2 separate regions of the Mus musculus genome follow, and region 2 is linked to region 1. The links are chromatin loops, found by intact Hi-C in ENCODE. Cell type or tissue: left cerebral cortex. All regions are shown on one strand. Each heading gives the region's core, and the rest is flanking DNA. Links, peaks and the distances in the headings are about the cores only. Region 1 has its middle 41 kb from the start of Gm52636. Region 2 has its middle 58 kb from the start of A830029E22Rik.

Evidence for each region. Peaks named below come from ENCODE experiments on the same cell type or tissue, not always from the same donor. Only the 100,000 strongest peaks of a DNase experiment are listed, where the experiment ranks them.
Region 2: it touches region 1 in a loop (1.8-fold over the local background); 2 of 42 quality-filtered maps call a loop at or near these places.

Annotation. Positions count from the first base shown.
Region 1 is chr3:81,582,804-81,593,688 of GRCm38, forward strand. No RefSeq gene overlaps it. Among named protein-coding and RNA genes, the nearest start is that of Gm52636, 41 kb to the right of the region's middle. In left cerebral cortex, for the core only: no CTCF peak of the experiment used is centred there; DNase peaks (open chromatin) are centred at 5,756, 6,518 and 6,891; H3K27ac peaks cover 505 bases.
Region 2 is chr3:81,738,705-81,749,589 of GRCm38, forward strand. No RefSeq gene overlaps it. Among named protein-coding and RNA genes, the nearest start is that of A830029E22Rik, 58 kb to the right of the region's middle. In left cerebral cortex, for the core only: no CTCF peak of the experiment used is centred there; no DNase peak of the experiment used is centred there.

The sequences.
Region 1 (10,885 bases), core at 1,633-9,632:
GTGTGTGTGTGTTTATGGAATGTAAGGTATAATGGTTTGATGCACATGTACATTGTAAAGTGACTTTCTTAGTTAGGGCTTTACTGCTGTAAACAGACACCATGACCAAGGCAACTCTTAAAAGGACAACATTTAATTGATTCTGACTTACAAGTTCAGAGTTCAGTTCATTATCATCAAGGTGGAAAAATGTCAGCATACAGGCAGGCATGGTGCAAGAGGACCTGATAGTTCTACTTCTTCATCTGAAGGGTGTTAGCAGCTACTTAGTTAACACCTACTTCAGGCAGCTAAGACTAGGGTATTAAAGGCCACACCCACAGTGACACACCTACTCAAAGAAGGCCACATTCCCTGGCTCAAACATATACAAACCATCACAGTGACTAAATAAAGCTAATTAGCATACTTACCTTGCATCTAATTATTTCATTGAGAAATTTTCAGATATGCTATCAGCAATTTAAAAATATATATTATTGCTAAATATAATATTCCTTGAAATTGAAAAGAAGCCACTTCCTTAAAGTAGATGAAGGGTTTTATTCACCAAAGTGTGTATGTAAACTATTTCAAGTCCAGGTGGGTACATAGTATATCATCATACTGTTCTGAAATAAAGAGACGCACATGTTTTTTGCCAAAATTCCTGTAGTTGTGCATGAGGTGCTTGGAATGTGCTGGTTTCTGGCTCAAGAAAGCAGATTGAGTAAGTACATTTAACATGGATAAATTGCTCTGTGGATAATTAGAATGTCAAAGAACCACCATTACAGCACAGACTCGTACCTTCTGATTTATGTCCAGCATCACACTCTCAAAATCCTTTCTGAAAGCCACAGTCTGGGATTTTACTGTCTAATAGTTTCGTGCTTTTATGCATGTGTTATATATCTTTCTGTTGGAATAGAAAGAAGATCTTCATCTTTCTCAGCCTTCCAGCACATGTTCATTCTCTCCTGGAGGCTCATGCGTGGATAATGCACATTGTAAATCCTTGTAGATTCCAAGTTCTCAAAGAACAAAGACAACAAGAGAGCAGAGTGCAGCTCCTTGCTCATCCCTCCCTCCCCAGCACCACCCTGCTTGCCTCACCCAAAGGAACAAACAGAATCATTTGTCCTTGTTATAAAAATGATTGAGCCACTTTTACAAACTTAACTTCAAAGATCCGACTCCTTGTTTTAATTTAATTCGTTATTTCTTTGCTCTCGTGGTCAATAAATCAAGTCATGAGCCACTAAAAGCTTCTGAGATACTAAATGCTTGAGGTTTGCTTTTCAGTGAACTTTTATGTTTCATTTCAATTTGGAGAGAAACCACTTGATGCTTGCTTCATCAATGGGTGAAACATACCGTACCCTTTTGAAAAGTGTATTTTATTTAACCATAAATAAAAGTTTCAAGGTACAGAGAGCTCAGTTAGAGGTTCTATGTTTATGTATCTGTTCCCTATCACACTGCCAAAGATTGACTTCAAAGTTTCTTCTCTACTCATATGGGGGGAAAAAAACTCCAACTATTCAAACTTTCCTAAGAATTAATTAAGCACATGACCACTATAAACTAAGAGGAAAAATAAGTCCAAATAATATGAAGAAAAACCTGCATATGTGACCCATAAAATGTGACATGATAGCACGTTCTCTGTGGCAAGCTGTTTAAACAAGCTCATAGTTTATGTAGATTTTTTTCTGTTTATTTTCAGTACATTCTCAGTGTGTTCTAGTCTACACAGGTGGCTCACTGTACTACCTACAACAGGGGTTCTCCACCTGTGGCTAGTGACCCTTTTGGCAGTCTAATGACTCTTCAGTCTTATATCATATAGTTTGCACATCAGATATCTACATTGTTATTCATTTCAGTTGCAAAATTCCAATTATGAAGTAGCAATCTTTATGGTTTGGGGGGTCGCAATAAAATGCAGAAGTGTATTAAAGGGTCACAGTGTTAGGAAGCTTAAGAATCACTGACCAAAAGCTAGCTTAGAAGATCAATTTTACCTAGAATAGGCCTTGGGCCTTAGGAAACTGTTCTGGAGTGCTCTACGTGAAGTGGAGTTGGGATAAAGCTATCACATATTACAATAAACGTTCTCATGAGAAAACTTTGCAATCAATTTTATTCCTGACATTTGAGAATTCCTGTTGAAGTTTCATCAAAATTAAAGACTTAGAAACACAGAAATGCCGCTGGAGCAATGGCTCAGTGATTAAGAACACACATACAAGTCATAGAGAATACCTTTGCGCATATCTTAACACAGACATAGGGGATTGACAACCCTCCCTGACCAAATTTCCATGGGTTCTGACAATCATCTTCTGGACTCCATGGGCACCAGGTAATGGAATTACAGGCATATAGAAAAAAAGAATTTGTGCACATAAAATAAAATTCATCTTATTTTTAAAGATATAAAAGAAAGTGAGGGAGGATATTATTTATTCTGAAGGGTCAAAATTGTCTATAAATCTTGGAATTGTGATGTTCCACATAGATTAAGTTTTGAAATGTTAAAAATAGTTATTATCGCAGGGAAACAAATAAAAGCAAAACAATGTGTGGTGTTATTAGCAATTCACTTTCTTTGACACAAATTCAACAGAAATTCCCAGCTACATATAACAGGATGTGCTGAATGTAATATTTCTGGGAGGTATTAATGGCCAAGTTCTAGGCGACAATGAAGAAATCCAGGCTTAAATAGATGAAGAGCTTGCATTGAATATGGACTTGAGGAAAGAAGTGGTAAGTGCAGACAAACAGACAAGTTCCGAGCCGAAGAAAACTATAGCTGTTTTATTCACACATCTACGGTGCACACATTATATAGTGTTGACCAGGACAGTAGACATGCTCCAGTCCTTGTGGCCTCACATACCATGACCTTACAGCACCACTAACAAAAATGATACAAAGAAATCAGGTAAACTGATCAATCCACTATTGAAGTGTTTCTAGGCAGTTTATTGATTAGAAAAATGTGAGTTTAAAAGTATCATCAAAGAAGAAACAGTTGTACTAGAGCTAGGACAAATGGATCAAAGCTCAGTAGAAAAGCTGAATGCAAAAGGGGAGATAAAGCGAAGGCAAGGCCATAATAGCCAGAGTGGTTAGAAAGCTTACATCTCTAGTAACAGTGTAAATGTATGGTTAACAAAAAGAGAGACTATGATGGATGTGAAAATTGCCATCTCATTCTGGATATGGGAAACTTAAAAGGAACAGATGGCTTTAACAATGTAAGGTTCTGATCACTACAGACAAATGATCAATGTCAGGGAACAGCCTGGTTACCATGAAGAATTGACAGATCAAGTTTGGTACTGTAAAGGAAGATGCTGATGAGTGGTAAAGCCCAAACCCATTCAGCGAAATGAAGGATGTGGTAGAGTTCACAGGAATGATGGAGCAGGCAGCACAAACACCAACATAGAATACAGAAAAAACAGAATACAGACCAGACCAGTACACACCTTACACACAATCCAGTGTGTTAAGGAAGAGCATTCGTGCCTTCCCCAGAACACAAAATACAGTGAATGATTTCAAATATGAGGATAGGATAGTTCTGAAAGGACCCAATGTATTTCTTTCCAGATATGTACAGCAAAGTCTTCTCATCCGCTTTGAAAAGATGAGGACACCTAGTGAGGGATAGAGAAGCTCAAGAGTCTTTCTTCAGAGAAGGCTCACTTTAATTTCATGTTTAGGAGATTTACAACATTTTCTGGAGCGATTTAGCACTGCTTCCCACTTGAGTAAATAACTAAACCAAGGATGTAAGGCTATTTGTTGGAGAAGTACAGGCTCTCTGTAACTGATAGGTCACCTCCTTCAGTGTGAGGAGAATATACACTTTAAAAAAACGTAAACACTATAATAGAATCTTCTGAAAAGTCATGTGCTAATTACCTACTTTTAAAGCTCCTACATACAATATCCAAAAGAAAATAATCATTTTCACATGGTTTTCATATTACAGACTCGAATTTGGGTCATCTTTCTTTTTTGAGATTAATTTCACTTTTTAATTTTTTCGTGGAAAGGTGTTAGCAAAATAATTTTGATTTTCGTGTTAAATAAATTAGAAATATATGAGCAAGTTATATCCGTGAAACTTTGTGACTCACTGTTGAAAGTAATCCAGAAGATTGGTAGAATGATGTTGATATGATTTGGATTTTCTTTTTATTAATTTCTAGGGATCAAACTCTGAGCCTCTCTCATATATGCTACCTGGAGTGGTTTGTATAGGTTTGGTCCACAGACAGTGACACTATTAGGAGGTGTGTTCTTATGGAGGTGTGGTTTTGTTGGAGGAAGTCTCACTGTGGGAGTAGGCTTTGGGGTCAGGTGCTCTGGCTCTGCTCATTGTGGAAGAGAGTCTCCTGTATTCCTAAGGATGAGAGTCGTCTTCTGCTGTCTTTGGATGAAGATGTGGAACTCTCAGTACTTCCATCACTATATCTGTCTAGATGCTGCCATGATTCAAGCCATGGCAATAATGGACTGAATATCTGAAACTGTAAGTTAGCTCCTTTCTAAGAGTTTTCTTGGTCATGGTGTCTCTTCACAGCAATGGAAACCCTAACTACAAGGCTACCAAATGTTCTTTATTAAGCTGCAGCCTCAGCACAAGTACTATAAATCCTTAATATTTCAACAAAGTTCTGGCTATTTTCAGAACCATTGAAAGTAAAACATAGCCTTGAAGACAGACAATCCTTAAATACATTGTGTGTCTACCTCTCATTTCATGGGGTATGCACTTTTATTTTGAAAGGAAAAGAAATCTAAGCCTATATACAGAACTTGATGTGAATTGCTATCTTGTTGCAGTTGCTTATCCTGTTTGCCTGGTCCTTTTAATTATCATTTATATAGTTGGCATGTGAGATCATATGCAAATGAATTGCATAACCCCTAGTGCTGTCTTTCTGATATGTCTAGATTCAAACTTTTTGATAATTATCTTTAATTTATGACTTTAAGTGTGTGAGTGTATGGGTATATTTTGTATGTCTCTGCACATCTGTGTGTGTGTGTGTGTGTGTGTGTGTGTGTGTGTGTGTGTGTGTGTTTGTGTGTATGTGTGTGCACACAGATACCCATGTCAGTGCCAGTATTCACAGTGGGTAGAGGTCTAGATGTCAAGTCTGGAGTTGTAGGGAGTTGTGAGCTGTTTTTCACATCATTAAATATTTTCTGAGGCCAGATTTATTTCTAAAAACTAAGTTATTTTATTTGTAGAGGAATTTTAATCTGGCAACAGCTGAATTTGCAAGGTATCACATCCAAAGATCTTCTAGATCTGTCTTCTCCTCCTGGAATACAGACAGGCCTTTAATTCCAGGAGACAGAGACAGACAGATCTAAATTCAAGGCCATCCTCATAAAGAAAAGGTTTCAAGTGAAGAAATACTTAGGTCCAGGAATGGTGGTACACTCATTTAATCCTAGCACTCAGGAGAAGAGACATGCGGGCCTATGGGTTCTAGTCAGTCAGTTTGTTTGAGTCAGTCAGTTGAGAGGAAGTTAAATGGACAAGAGTTTGTGGCATTTCAGTTCCTGAAGTTCAGAGGTAGATTTTACAGGGCCTGTGTCTTACAGACAGGTTGCAGAAGGTACACACTGAACACAGGCGAATACAAAACAAGCTAGAGAATGAGAAGAGCCAGAGTAGAACAGATTGCTAGAGTTAATTTGAGGCCAAGAAAAGCAATTCAGTCAGAAGCTGAAAGAAGCCAGTTTGAACCAATCAGCTTGGCAAGGAATTTGAGCCAGAACAGATGAGTTGAACCAGCCGACAAGAATTCAGGAAGACCTAAAAAGGGTGAACTAATTCAGCAGTAGGCTCTGAGATATCGATTGCAACAGGTGAATAAAAGATACTTTTATACTTATTAACTTAATTTCAGATAATCTATGAGAAAGTTTGACACATATTTTATTATCTTTCTAACAGTAAAGTATAGGCATTATACAACTGATTTCTACATGAATTAAAGTTGGTCTGGAAGCAAACATAAACAGGAGAAATAATTTTGTTATGAATTATGTCAAGAAAAATGCAAACCCAAATAATTGATAGGACAAATGGTATTTGTTTAAGCATATTAGAAAACATTTAAAGGAAATGGTTGCATTTACCCCAGGCAAAAGTGAATCAGCACATTGGATGTTTTAGCTAAGAAAAACATTAGGATGCAATAATACATTTGTGGTGAGAAACTGAATCATTTGCCTATATTTGAATTATCTTCCCACAGGCAAAAAAAAAAATCAAAACATGTTTTAATGTCAGTATTTTCTTGATAATTTCTAGGCTCTATTTTTGGTTTTGCTTTGTTATTAACTTTAACCTGCATGTCTCCATGGGAGAGGTAGAGATTGCATGGGACTCTATGTGAACCTTTCTTAAACTCTGTGTGACGAATCTTTTTTGCCTTATCTTTTATGCCAGCAGACTTCTGCCACTATTTTTATCATAACGGTTTCCTCTCATCCACCCACACCAAAGTGGATGGCAAATGCCTGAGTGAACAAATAGGCCTCGAACACAAGGGAAAGTCTCCTCATAACTGAAAGGCTACTAAATATAGGGCACAATTTGGAGGATAAAAATAAATCTAAAGGCAAACTGTTTTTTTCTCTATTTTTTAGATGAACTGCTTTCATACAAATATGAACCTTGAATGTTATTGAAAATACAACTAACACTTGTAACTCAATCAGTACACAAGGAAGAATTGATTACTCACAGCCCAGAGCAATCATTGTCCCATCTGATTCATTTTTTGTACAGTATGAATTATCTATCTCTTTGCAAATTCAATTCTTATAGAGAAAAAAATCTTATCATTTCTCTTAGCTTGTCTTCAAAACGTTGCCTTCCACCAGACAGTGATGACTTAGCATCCCCCAGTTCAATGGTCTATTTATCTCTGTACACCATCAGTCAGTAGAGACACTTGACACTGTTTAATCTGGTACCCAATCCATCACTTAGGATTCATTACTCTCATAAAAGAAGTGGAAAGGCTCTATCACTATGCCTCTATCGTGATTCTCCTTAAATCGTTTCCAAACTGAGAGAAAATGACTCAATCTCCAAATTCACCTTACTATTTATAAAATTCCCTGCATGAAAGCTATTTTGATTGGCCTGTCTTCAGTCTCTAATAGTTCATGAGCTTTAATGAGATATTGATAAACATTATTTTCTGAAGTTTTTTTTTTATTTATGGGTTAATTTTAGTTACTTTAATTAGCCCATTATGTTTTCTAAAGAAATACCATTTAAATAATCTAACTAGCATCTTCCCCAATTTATTATCACTGTTATTTAATAGTAAACATTAACATATCTAAGTATTTATTCTATAAGCAGCAGATATACCTCTTATACCTTTAAAGTAGACTTTGGTAGCCATTTTTGTTTTTTTGGTTTTAGCTTTTCAGTACAAATGGAGCATCCCTTTCTAAAATGCTTAGAACAAAATTTGATAGAGACTTCAAAACTTGTCGAGTTCCAGAAGATATGTGTTTATAGAATGGGTTATCTTGTGAATGAGACATTGGAATCAAACCTGTACATGTGTTTCATTAGTGTATATACATTTCTTCATATACAAAAATTCAATTTTTTAAATATATTTATTTTATGTGGCCTTCAAAACCATTCTATGGTTGAATCTGTTGTATGAGGCCAGGTGTAAAACGCCTGAGGAGTTTCATGTCCATTGAACAAAATATTTTGAAGGTTGTGTCTGACAAATTTTGATAAGTTGGATTTCTTTTAAGAAATTTAGATGTTTCCTTTTGGAATTTTCCAATAATTCATTGGTTGTTCGAAGGGACACTCTTCACTCTCTAGATATCTCTAAAACTCTAAAGCTTTCTTTGTTGCTCGATTCTGGTTTTGTTCACTATGATCTGAAAACATGCAGAATATGGTGTAAATGTTTGTGGTTTGTTATAGTTCATTTTTAAATGTGATGCATGGTCTTTCCTGGAGAAAACTGTATGGGAAGATAAAAAGAATGTATAGTTTGGACCTGATGGGTGTAATTTCAGGGAATGCCTGAGTGCATGTGATCTCTAGCAGGTTTTTTGTGTTTCTTTATTAAATATTTTTTTGTATAAATTACCTGTCAATTGATGAAAATGAGATGCAAAAATCCCCACTATTATTGTATTAAAGTTTGTCTCTCACCTAAGGTCTAAGAATGTTTAAGAATGTGTTGTGGATTGCCCTGATGCTGTCTGTGTGTATTTTGATGCTAATTCTGCTTCCTCAAGAGGGACTGCCTCTAAGGAGTTCTTCCATGTGAAACTTTTCCCCATTTTAACTGGTCAACAAAGGCAGCAGTGGTTAATTTTTGTCAAGGAATAAGGTGGGATTTCTGGGCCCAGGAGGAGGAGGAGAAAAAGAAAGAGGGAGAGGAATGAGGAGCAGGCTGTGGAGTGGATAGGAAGTAGCAGACATATAGCTCCCTGGGACTGATAGTTTGTAGCCTCTGCAGCAGCAGAGGCTAAAGAGGATTGGGCAAGAAATTCTTTGCCCAGAGGTTGTGTCATTTAGTTGGTTTTAAAATCTTAAGGCTGTCTGGTGTTTTACATCCTCCTAACTCAGGTGTGCAGTAGAAAGGGCACAGCTGCGGGGTGATTGTTAGAAGTTTGATGAAGCTAGTAGCCATGGGGGCTAGGTGACACTGCTGTGCATTTTAAAATTACAAGCAACAAGAATGTACATGTTCCAGCATTTCATACATGTAGACATATACTCATTTTAATGGACAGTTGATCCCTTGATTAACTGTTACTACAATAAATTAATTTCCTTTCTCTGTTCTCAAAATTTTTATCTCAGAGCCTTTTACCAAACATAAATTTGGGACTTCTTCACTCTTAATGGTTCAATTTGTTTAATATATCATGCTGTAGTTTATAATATATCTCTCTATTTCTATCTGAGTATATCTTTGCTAATGAGTTTCTTGGAGGCATCATACTGTCGCTAATCTTGGTACTGTTGATTTAATACTTTCAGCCAGTTTGTGTATAATTGTTAATCTTTAATCGATGGTCATTGATTGTTCTACTTATGGCACCTTTGAATATAACAAAATCTGCTGTATTGCATATGTGAACCTGTTAAACTTTATGATATATGAGAGTGATCTTTATCAAGTTGTCAACATTTAATCTAAGTAGATGGGTATGAGTAAAGCAAACAGACAATAGTTAGTTTCGTTCCTTGTAGCCTAAGATGCCTCTTGGACTTTTCTTTAAGTACTAGTAACTGAAGGATAGTTTAGGTTGCATAATATATCATGCAGCTCTAACAGTATTAATCATAAATTATACTCTGATGCAGTAATATCAATTTATTTTTCCTTTATCCTTGTATAGTTTATACTTCCTCAAAAAGACATATAAAATGATAAGACACATACATTCATGTTCATATACACACATATTGGAGTTTATGCATCTAAGATAAGTGTGCCATTTTATCTAGGTCATTGAACTCCATGGACTTAATGTTCACATAGATTGCAGTTTTATGCATCTTTAAAAAATACACTAACCTTAATTCATTGACTGTGTAGAACACAGTTTATACACCAAGCCCCAATATCAATCCCCACCCCTAAAAATTAACGGAAAGAGCAGATGATCTTTCCATTGTGTTAATCTCATTAACTCTTGAATCTGATTATGGGATCACTTTGGAGAAGAATTTGAGGGTTCCAGTGTGGTATGGAAAAAATATTGAAGAATAAGAAAAGATCATACGAAGAAAATGCTCCTTGCTCTTGCCTTTGGCCTGGAAGTCTCTCTATTCTTGTATAAAGAACACTTTCCTATGGCTTCAAAGCAACCAGATGAAAAGTTGTTGGCTAAATGCTGTTAACATGTTCCCTGCACTTCCATCTTTTTTTTTCCTAACCTTTGTTGAGACCTTGAGAGTAAATCAAATGCAGATGGGCCCATGCCTTAGATTTATTATTCTTGGTTGCTTCAATCTCTTCTCAGCTAAAAATAACCTGGACAGCTCATTAATGACAAGGCCTATATTTTTCCTGAGGTTACTAGTAATACTCAGCATTTTAAAGTTTGGGTTACCCTGACTTTGAGCACAAACAGGTCTAGAAGTCCAAAGAAATACAAATAAACATCCCATGTCCTTTCTTTAGCTACAAAACTGCCCTCTCCCCTCAGCCAGATTTGTAGTACTTAGGAGACTTCTTGATCTTCTGTGGAAAATACCCCTACTTCCCTTCCAATCATTCTACGAAAGACATTTCACTAGGATAACAGATGGTTTATCTCCTATGAATACACAGCATATACAAACAGAAGAGAAATATTCCTCAAATACTATTTCTGAGTGAGTATCAATCCCTTTCTGGTGTGTTAAAGATGTTCCTTACTTTTTTTTTTTTTTTTAAGGGAGAAAACACAATGGAAAAAAGTCTGTTTTCCTGAATTTTCATCTAGATCTTTGTGATGTTATCTTCTAATACTTGTAGTCATTACTACAACAATGTCTTACAATTTGGCCAATCTTTCTAAATAAAGTCTATGACTTTGTTCAAACAAATGTTTCCCAAACAGGCAAGAAACCTAATCTGGCTTCTAAGCCATACCTTATCAACAGCTGAGAGATACCAAACACTTTGAATAGTGGAGGACATAAATGAATCAAGATTTTAATCTCAATAGATATGTAAGCTGATAACTGAGCATATATGTCATGTTCTATGCAAGTGACGATTTGTAATTAGTTCATACTGGTGTAGACAGTATCAAAGATGGAGATGATTATCTGAGATAATAGGTATGGTCACTTATTTTAAATATGGAATCA
Region 2 (10,885 bases), core at 1,700-9,699, 160 kb after region 1:
ATTTTTAAATGACTTCATCTCAAGTCAGTTGCTAATGTTCTTTAAATGAACAATATCATCATCATCATCATTAAATGGTGTTTTGGTTACTAATTTTATGTTTTATAAACAGATTTTACTTATTTTCAATATTATTTTTATGTGCATGCCCTGTGTAGTGACTGTGTGATGGTTGTGTATATTATCTCTGCTTGTATGCATTCTGACTGTGTGTGTATGAAACTGCTGTATTTTCTGTCTTCATATGTATTCTGGTCATCTGCATGTATGTTATGCTTATGTGTATATTATGGTTGTGTATGTATGTTATAGTTATGTGCTTGTAACTATACTAGCTTATAAAATATTACCACTATTCTGGGTTTGATCTACAACTTTGAGGTTTCTTACTTATTTTCTGTCTTGTTCAGGTCATTAGATTGCTTTGCCAAAAGAACAGAAAACCATTCTCATAGCTCCTATGCCTGATCCCTACTGATGAATTTCTAATTGAAGTTTAGTTTTATTAAGGAGGAGGCCCAGTTACCTCCTCTGTCTCAAAGGAGGAGGGCTTCTAACAGTTCTGAGTTTCTGGAAGCAGGGAAGAAGAAAACAAAGGCTATGAAAGACTCAAGTATTAAATCATAGCAACAATGCATAAACCCAAGAGGCAGAGGTTGGGAGGGGAAGGGGGAGAGGGAGCGCCAGGGCCACAGAGAGACACACACAAAGGCAGAGAGACAGAGATACACACAGAGAGGAGAAAGACAGAGGGGGAGAGGAAGGGAGGGAGGGAGGGAGGGAGGGAGGGAGGGAGGGAGGGAGAATAGGAAGTAAAAAATAGGTGCAAGGCAAAGTGAGTAAAGACATTATGTCTGGAAGGATTTCCAGAACAGAAATATCAAGGTAAAATCTTTCTCTTTTGATCTCTTCTAGCATCTAGGAACTGGCCCCTTGTCTTAGTTAGGGTTTTACTGCTGTGAACAGACTCCATGACCAAAGCAATTCCTATAAGGACAACATTTAACTGGGCTTTACAGGTTCAGACGTTCAGTCCACTATCATCAAGGTAAGAACATGGCAGGATCCAGGCAGGCAGAGTTGAGTTCATCTAAATGCTGTGAGTGGAACACTGACTTCCAGGCAGCTAGGAAGAGGGTCTTAAAGCTCATGCCCACAGTAACACACTTCCTCCAACAAGGCCACACCTACTCCAACAAGACCACACCTCTTAATGGTGCTACTCCTTGGGCCAAACATATACAAATCATCACACCCCTTTACCGAAAGAACAAGGTTTTCTGAATTTATATCGGCCTGTTATGCTCTAATCCACTTAGTGATTTCTAAGAGCTGAGTGCTTATTTCTCATACTATTTTTATACTTAAAGGTTCCCAGCCTGATTATTCTAGAACCAGGACTTTAAAGCCAATTGCTTCTCTCAGTTTCTCTGCTTTAAAATCAACTTCCCATAATGTTATGCTTATTTTATCCCATATCTGAATTTACAAATCAAATTGTGTGTGTGTGTGTGTGTGTGTGTGTGTGTGTGTGTGTGTTCCAGATTCTCCCCATACATGTTTGCCTTGTCTGCAGTTGTGGTGACTATTCCTGTAATTGAGGTAGGACCCAATTACAATCTTTGGAACATTGCAGAGGCTAGAATTGGATCCACTTAGGACTACCAGTTCCAGGTACAATCCATCCCATGTTCATCACAACCTTGACCCTTGCATGCTCACCTTAGGAAAACCTGAAAACAAAGCACAGAAAGGAAGGGGACCTCCTCCACAATCTCCTTGAAGGACTCAAACTTGGGTACTTACAACCAAGTTCCATCTCATAAAGTTTCCACTACCTCCCAACTGCAAAGCTGAGGAAGACTTTTCATACATATTCTCTTGCATGACACTCAAGATCCATACCATAGGATATAATTTCCATGTTAAACCACAAAACAAAATGGGCCATTGTCCAGTCTATTAAATTGCCTATGTTGTACCAAGTGATAATCCCTGGGTCAATCAATTGTAATGTGTGATATGGTAGCCAGTTGCCTCTCAGGATGGTCAGACCAATCACTGACTACATCCTGTCTTGTACTGTATTTATGAGTGTAGAAAGTGGAGCCTCAGTCTCTACACAATGGCCAAAAAGGCCAATTTTCAATCTCTTCCATATCATTTATTGTCACTGAAACTGACAGTCTTTTCTTAGTAATAATTTGGTATTCATTATAAAGAAAAGTTATTGAGATATCCACAAAGAATATTCTTAGCAGCTAGTGTATAGAAAGGATAATATAAAAGAAAAGCAAGATTTACTGTTAACTAACCCTTATAAATTAAACAGCATCGAGGCGACTGGCTTTTACATTTTTATCTGCTTATAACTACAGACTTTACTGCGACATGATTAATCATCCTTTGAAAGCTTTGAGATGATTAAAGAGAAATTTCTCCAAAACTAAATTTTCCTCCACTTTATGTGGAAACTTCCGAGTTTCATTTTAATGCATAAAATTCACTAAATTTGATAGCTCAAAGCAATGAAAATGAGCTCTGTAAAGAGCATGGCAACTGTGGAGAACCATAATTGGCAAGGTTCCTTTATCAATTCTCAGTTCTTTACAAACGTTTGAAAGTCAGGTAACAAATACGTATTCAGATTAAAAAGTAACAGACAAATATAAATTAACTATAATAATTAATATATGTTGCTAAAATTATAGTCCTAGCATCTTTGAGTTACTGCAAATAGCTAAAGAAAGCAACCAACATTTTGCTCTCTCTTGTCAACATGCATTGTCTATAGACAGTGTTGATGCTACTGCCAATCATCTGGTCATGCTAACCGTATTTTAGGAAGACTGACTTCAGTCTACCAAATACAAAGGTTGTTTAGAGCCAGTGGTTTAAATTATCATTAGTTAGTAAAGGGACTTCCATAAAAAGGAAATGAAGTTTCAGGAAGTCCCTTTTGGACATTATGGACTCAGAGCAATTACAGTGCATAATGAGACTGTAGGAGAATTGCCTTCATTGTCAACCAGCCATCTTATTGAGAAAGGCTAGGGTTCATTTGTATAAGATTCAATATTGCCAGAAGTTCATAAAGTATCACATGAATGTTTCTCCATTCAGGTCTTATAAGAGTGTTCTAAAGTCTAAATGACTAGCTGATTTAATTCTTAAAGTAACTTTGATGAAACAATAAAGCATATTCCTCCCTCTACTGTCTCCATCCCTGACCAAGACCCCATCCAACTCCCTCCTCCCTGTCCCATTCCCCATATGCTTCCCCCTCTCCCTCTCCCTCTTCCCTCTTCCTATCACTTCCATTCTCGTGCCTCTTCCCTTTCCTTTCTTTTCTTCTCCCTTCCTTTCTCATGCTTCCTTTCCTCTTCTCTTACAAAACTTAGACCCAAACAGAAATCCCACCCACCCGTGTCCCAGGCTGTACAACTTCCTCCCAGACAAACCTGGCTTTGATGTTCTTGTCCACACTTCCAGCGTCCTGACTCACCCACTATTTATTTTGAGATTTGTAGGCCTATTCAAGTCCTCTACGGAACAAAGTTGTAAATAAACAAAGGCACAGCTACTCTGCAGAATGTCAAGAGCACAGTCACTGGCTTGTTCGACTTCATATTGAGGACTACATCCTGGGGACAGACTGGTTAACCAAGCCCTGAGCTATACAAACATTACTTCAATGACAGCTTTGTTGTCAAAGCAGGTTAAAATTCGTTTCACTTTGTTAAGATTGTAGAAACCCCTTTAAAGAATTTGACTTTGCATATTTGGACCTGTCCTGACAGCACAACTTGCCAAGAAAAACTGTATGACCAGGTACCTAAAGGCTGCTCTCAGGAGATTCAGCTCAGCTTTTTCTAAGAACATTATTGACCAAAGCCAACTTGGCCTTTCACATCTTACAAGTAACAATCACTCTTTAAATGCATGTGGATTTTCTTATGCAACAAGCTTTGAAAACCCTTGTTAAAAGGTTCTACCTAATTAATTAGAATAATTTACAAGGGGTGCATTGAAATAGAAAAGATTAAAAATGACAGTATATCATACAAGTTTATTTTTATTATTAAAAAGTAATCACAGGAGCAAGAGTCCTGGGCAGTAGCATATTATCAAACACTGGTTTTCTTATTTGGTCTTACCAGAAAAATAACAGTACAATCATTTTTGTATTATGAATGTATAAATGGACAGATTTTAATATGTTACAATTCTTTTTGAGTTGACAGATATTAATTTCTTTGCTTTGATTTTGCTGATTACATTGCTTACAGATGTTTCATTCCTAGATGGCTCAAGTTTAATCCTAACTATAGTACCAACTGAATTGCTCCAAACTCCAAAGTCACAGAGAGTAAGTTATATATATATATATATAAAACTTATATTTAAATTATGTATTTAAGATTAAATATATAACATTATATATTATACACACATGCATTTGTGTGAGCACTTGAGCACACGTGAACGCACACACACAAACACATCTATATATGGCTCACACACACACATCATCATCATCTGGCACATGCCTGTAACCCCAGGGCTGTGTCTGAGGGAGAAAGGAATAGGAGGATCTCTTGGACTTTCTCACTTCTGGTATAGACAAGAAAAAGCAAAGCCTAGGTTACTGAGAGACCCAACCTCAAAGGAATAGATGGAAAATGATAAGGGAGTAAATTTAGTATTTTCTTCTGGCCTGCTCTGCATTCATACACCACACACGCACACGCACACGCACACGCACACACACACACACACACACACACACACTTGTACATATATTCACATAGACATGAAGATAAAGAAATAATGTTTAAAAATAAATAAACAAATGCTGGAGAGGTTTTATGCTTTTGAGCAGTTGCTGCTTTTCCGGAAGACCGGAATTCATTTCAAAACACTCATACCAGTTGTTCACAGCTACTTGTAACTCCAGAGTCAGGGGATCTGATGCTCTCTCTAGCCTCTGAGAATGCTGGAACTCATTTGGCCTGCATACACACATATACCAAATACATTATTGTTAAAAGAAAAATATTTTAACGGCAAAACTAATAATACTGTGTTATACTATCTCATGAACATGAAATCTTCCTGACTTTGTATGCTGAGAAACAAGATTGCCAATCTTGTCTCTGAATGTTGCCTGGCTATGAGATGTTTCATGGGGCATAAGGATACATAGAGTTTAATCCATGGATTTTACTGTCAAATTCACAAGTTGAAAATTTGGCAGTATTCCTGAAAACGGGGTTCAGCGGGACCAGGTAAATTCATAAAACAAAGATCAATCTTTGCAAGAAGACAAACTTTAAGGACTTAAGTGTGTTAAAACCTCTGTTTTTCATGGTACCCTTACATGGCTTGGGAGAGACATGCAAAACTTTTGGTTCTATGCATAATCAAATTCAAGGCGTTTATCAGCTTTTCAAAACCATGCACAAAACCAACTGAACATCTAGACAGGAACAACTAGTATTAGAGAACAGAATACCACAAGATGAACTGTGAATATGGATGACGACTTGAATAAATCTATGTAGATTCTCAGGTGTGCATGTTCCATGTAGAGCATTAGTTGCCTAAGCCAATCCAACTGTGAGGAACCTGTTTCCTGTAAGTCTTTGGGCATTTACTGACTATCACCAGTCTATGACTTTGCATTGGTCAAACTAATTTGTTTGCTGTCACCTCAGAACTCTCATATAACCTTTTAACTACAGTCTTTTGCCACCCCACTGGGCTATACATTTCTCTAATTTCCTTTGCAAACACATTCTCTACAGCCTAACCTAATGGAAGGACTCTTATTCCTGTTCATCTCTCCACTTAAAAACAGTGCAGTATTGCTAAGCAGAAGGGAGCATGCTCAATGCATGATCACTTTGGTGCTTTGTGAATCTAGTATGACAAGTGAATCAACATTTGAAAGTTACAAATTTAAGTTATACATGCATATATATATATATATATATACACACACATATATATATATATTGCTATAAACTATGATTTTAGACTCAAATATAAAATTACCTATGAATTTAGATCAGTTGTGGAAGTTATTAGAAGAATTTTTTCTAGATTATACAATTTCATAAGCTGGTCTTAAGTGATCTTAGTTTCCTTGATGGCAAAACACTTTGAATCTGTTATGTATCATAATGTATAACGTTTTTTAAAGCAGGGCTATACCAGATGTGATAGCAGGTATATATAACCTCAGTGAACAACGGAACAGAACACACAGTGTAAAATTGTGTATTTTTGTGATATATGTTTTTATGAACGTGTGTGCATATGTTTTTGCAAAGTCCTATGTGTGAGCATGTGGAAGCCAGAAGTTGACATTGGGTGTCTTCCTCGATTGTCCACACATGTATTTAAAAACAACTATCCAGTCCGAATGAAAGGTTGGTTAAGACAGCATGAGACTTGCATTGCAGCTTTTTGTTTTGTATTTTAATTGAATTCTTCATTCTCTCTGTGATGAAATCAAAAATAGCACGTGAGCCTTCACAGAACTAGGCCCATGTCCCAATCACCTATCCCTGAGGCTGCTTAGAAACAGCTGTGGGCTTAGTACATTTTATTGCCTTGCTCTGGCCTCAAAACTGTTCAGATGATAAATAATTTAGAAAAGCAAAAATAATAGCATATTATTTCTATATATATATTTGTAAACAAGAAAATTCAAAGACCAACAAACACATCATTATATTTGTAATGTACATGTTTTGATTGTGTAATGATTGACTTAATTTTATTTTTCTAATGTTCATGATTTTAAGATTTATTACATTATTTTCATGACTTTAAAAAGGTGTTAAACTCTTCTGAAAATGTTCTTACATTGAAACATGCACCTCTTTCTTATTTTTAAAGTATTATGTCATATATTGCCAAATATTTACCATGTATGTATAAATATTTAGGGAAATATAAGTAATACAACATTTGCTAAGATAGGTACAGCTAATACAAATTTTTTATTTCCAAACCTAGTGAACCCCAAAAAAATATCCTTTGGAAAGAAGTTCTCAATAGAACTAAGGTAATCAGACTGGAGAGATGGCTCAGGGGGCTGGTGCTTGCCACGGGGCTGGGCAACTTGTGTTCATAGCCTAAGATCCACATGGTAGGAAGAGAGAACTGACCCTTGCAAGTGCTGATCCCACATACAAATAAATAAGTCATTTATAAGCTTTAAAAGAAAATCAAAACACGGCATAGAAATCCAACACAAATGGAGCAAAAAGTAAAAAGAGGGATCGGGACTGGCTTTGCTCTTAATGTTGCCTTACAACCTTATCTTGATGACTGAATTTCAGAGCTCCTCCTATTTTATATTCATCACACCAGTCCTTTCCAACCTCAGCCCCTCTCTACTCTGCATCTTGGCCTGCCTCTCCCTTTTCCACATTCCCACCAACATCCTTCCCATTGCCTCGGGAAAGGGAAAAGAAAAGAAGAAAGAAAAAGTTAGTTACAAATGTTTTACATAAGTCTAATTTGTAGGGATCTGAATGTTAATATGTGTCCAAACTAATTACCAAAATAACCAATAGCAAGTAAATACTTCAGCTGTTCTATCCATACTAGAAGTTCAATCGTCAGCAGCAACAGCATCAAAACTGATGACAAGCCAGGCATGGCAGCTCACGCCTGCAGTTTCAGCACTCCATCTGAGAGGCTGAGGAAGAAGGCTAGCATGAGTTTGAGGCATATACTACATAAGAATGCACACCAGATAAATCAGTGCTATATTGAAAGACCCTGTCTCTTAAGAAACATTGGAAAAAAAGAGAGAACAAAACTTAATGCAGGGTTGTTATCTCTTTTTAAAAAGGAAGTATTTTCAGGCTTAATAATTCTAGCACTTTGGAGTCTGGGGCAGGAGGATCAGGATTTCACGTTTATCATTGGATGCATATTGTTTCAGAGCAGCCTGGGATACATGCAAACCTATCTCACAATTAAATTAAAGACTACTTAAACTACCCTTGACACATGTTTTGGAGAAAATGTTTGTTAGCTTATCATTCTTCTTCGCGGAAACATATAAATACAAACCACAAAACAAACAAACAACACTTTTTTTTCAATATTTAGAAAGAACAATATGGGTTTCACAGACTACAGTAACCTATGGACTTCTCATAAACCAATACTGAGAAAGTAAGACACAATGAACCAATTACATCATTCCTTTGAAATCAAGCCAGGCTTAATACTAGAATTTGAGGCAAGAGGTTGGTTTGAAGGCAGCCTGGTTTCTAAGTAAGACTTTGTCTCAAAACAGCAACGACACCACTAGATGTCCTGGGCCTATTCAGGCCACCAGTGTGATGATTCATACAATTTAGTAATGAGCAGGGAAGAGAAACAGGGACTGTGATTACTGTGTTTGCATCTGCATCTAAGGGCAGCATGCATGTGGGTTATAAAAGCCATCAAGCACATAATTAGACTGAGGAAAACTCCTTGTTAACTTTAACTCCACCTAGCTAGTAGTGATATTGTATCTGTCATGTCCCAGAATCTTGATAACCCCACGCAGCATAAGATAGCTGCAGTGAGAACTGCAGAAAGCTAAGGAGCCACAGTGTGGGGAATGTGTGTAAACGACGCCTGATTCTCTCCTAGCATATTTTACCTATTTAAAAAACAAAACAAACAAACATAAAAAACCAAAAAACAAAAACAAACAAAAAACTTGTCGCTCATAAAATAATGCTGAAATTATATGTTTTAGTCATTCTGCTTTCTTCCTAGTTTTTGAAACTACTAACAAGTAGAGGAACAATGAAGAGCTGGGACCAAGAGGAATGAAACCTTTAATGGGATTTCTCCTTCTATACCTGGCCATGACATAGAATGATATGCTCCCACCGTGATGCACTGTGTTACCACCAGCCCAAAGCTATATGATAAATAATGGACTGCAGCCACTAAAGGAGACAAACGAAACCCGATCATCCTAAATTGATTGATCTCACATATTCCTCACAGTACTAAAAACTAACACATCCTCTTTAAGTATGATACTTAAACATCATTCAGTATGGAGGGAGGGACTTCTTAGCAAGTTAGAGTATTCAACTAAAGTAACTGAAAGTGATTATTAATCTTTGGTCATTTAAAGTAGGAGGCATTCTTAGCCAGGAACCAAGAGGTAAGCGCTGCTTGAGTTTGCTAATGTTAGTACATAGCCAAGCACAACTACAGTCTGCTTTAGGATACAGTTGAGCTGTGAATTCCACCTTTGTTGAAATACAGTTGATGACTGGCAAAGCAACCCCTATTTTTAGCACTCGTGGAATGCACTGCCATGATGTTAGTAGAATTTTAAAAGTTTAAAGAGTTGAGATGTTATGGTTGGATCTTAAATGAACCCCAAAGACCCATGTGTTATTTGCCAGCTTGGGAGCATACAGGGATATAGTGGCTCATCTAAGAGGCAGAGTCTAGTGATGGGTCTTCAAGTCATTGGTGGTATGACTTAGAATGGATACTGGAATCCAGGACCTTTTTTTCCTTCTGTTTTTGAAGTGTGCATCACCATGATGCCTCTCCTCAATACAGGTGTCAGATCAACCCTGACAGTAGAGCCAAAAAACAAAACAACAAACAAAAAATGTTCCCTCCTTCTAAATTGTTTGTCTCAGGTGCTTTGTGACAGGGACAGGAACACTGACTAACACATTGTTGTGTTGTAATACAAAATATTTCCTAGGGAGACTCACATAAATCTATTCACCCTAGAAAACAGTCCCCAAACAAACCATAATATGGATAACACTGAAATCTGAGTTATGAACTAATGAATTTTTGGAGGGTTGCTTACAGATACATGATTGAGAGGTTATTTACAGGGGAAGAACTTACTTAAAAACAACCATATCATCAAATTCCTCCCCAGCGTGGGAGAGAGTTCACAACACCTAGCAACCTTGAGTATGTACAGGCAGCAGGAGGACAAACAAGTTGGAGACTGTCCTTACCATGTGTTAACAAGCAGCCTGGCTGGTTTCTGCTGCTTGCAGCAGTTCGAATGGTCTTTCCTTGTTTGTGCTTGGCTTCTTTGACAGTCTTCTTCGCAGTTCAAGTACATTCTTCTGCAGTTTTTGTTGTTTATTATGGGGTGGGGGTAGGGTGGCGCATAGTGAATCTTGTCAGTTTCAGGGACTTCCTGAAGCTATCTTGAGTTGTTTACCTTGTTATTTAAGGAGCTTCATCCAGAGTGGAATGTTTCCATTTTGGAAGAGGCAAGTAAATACAAGTTGCTAGTAAATTAATGTTGCCTTTATAAAGTGAGATACAGATTTTATTCAAAAAGAGAGACAAGGGAGAGAAGAAAGAAAATCTATTAATGTGTATTCTTATCACAACACAAGGGAATGATTTAACTTCTAAGAAAACAGTCCATTTTTATTATATATTATGACTTGTTTCCATGCTCTAATAAATAATTTTAATTTAGTTTAAAATGCCTCTTCAATATAATTTTACTTAAAATATCTACCATAGAGATCCAGTAATTATCCAAATCACAGAAAGACAGTGGATCACAGGAGACTAAAGAAGCAAATCAAAAATATCTTATACTTTCAGAAAATGTCCTTTCACTTCTGAAATCAGTTCCATATCTTCTAACCCTCACTATTAGAGGGTTCAAAGTAGAGAAAAATAAAATCTTTTTTTTTTTTTTTGGTATGGTTGATATCAGTATGTGTTGTGTCGCTTTGATTTTTTTTGGGGGGGGGCAAAGTTTTTTTTCTTATAATAAAGGTTATAAATTCGCAAGTAAGGAAATAGGAAGGGAGGGAAGGAGGGAGAGATAGAGACGGAGACAGACACCAAC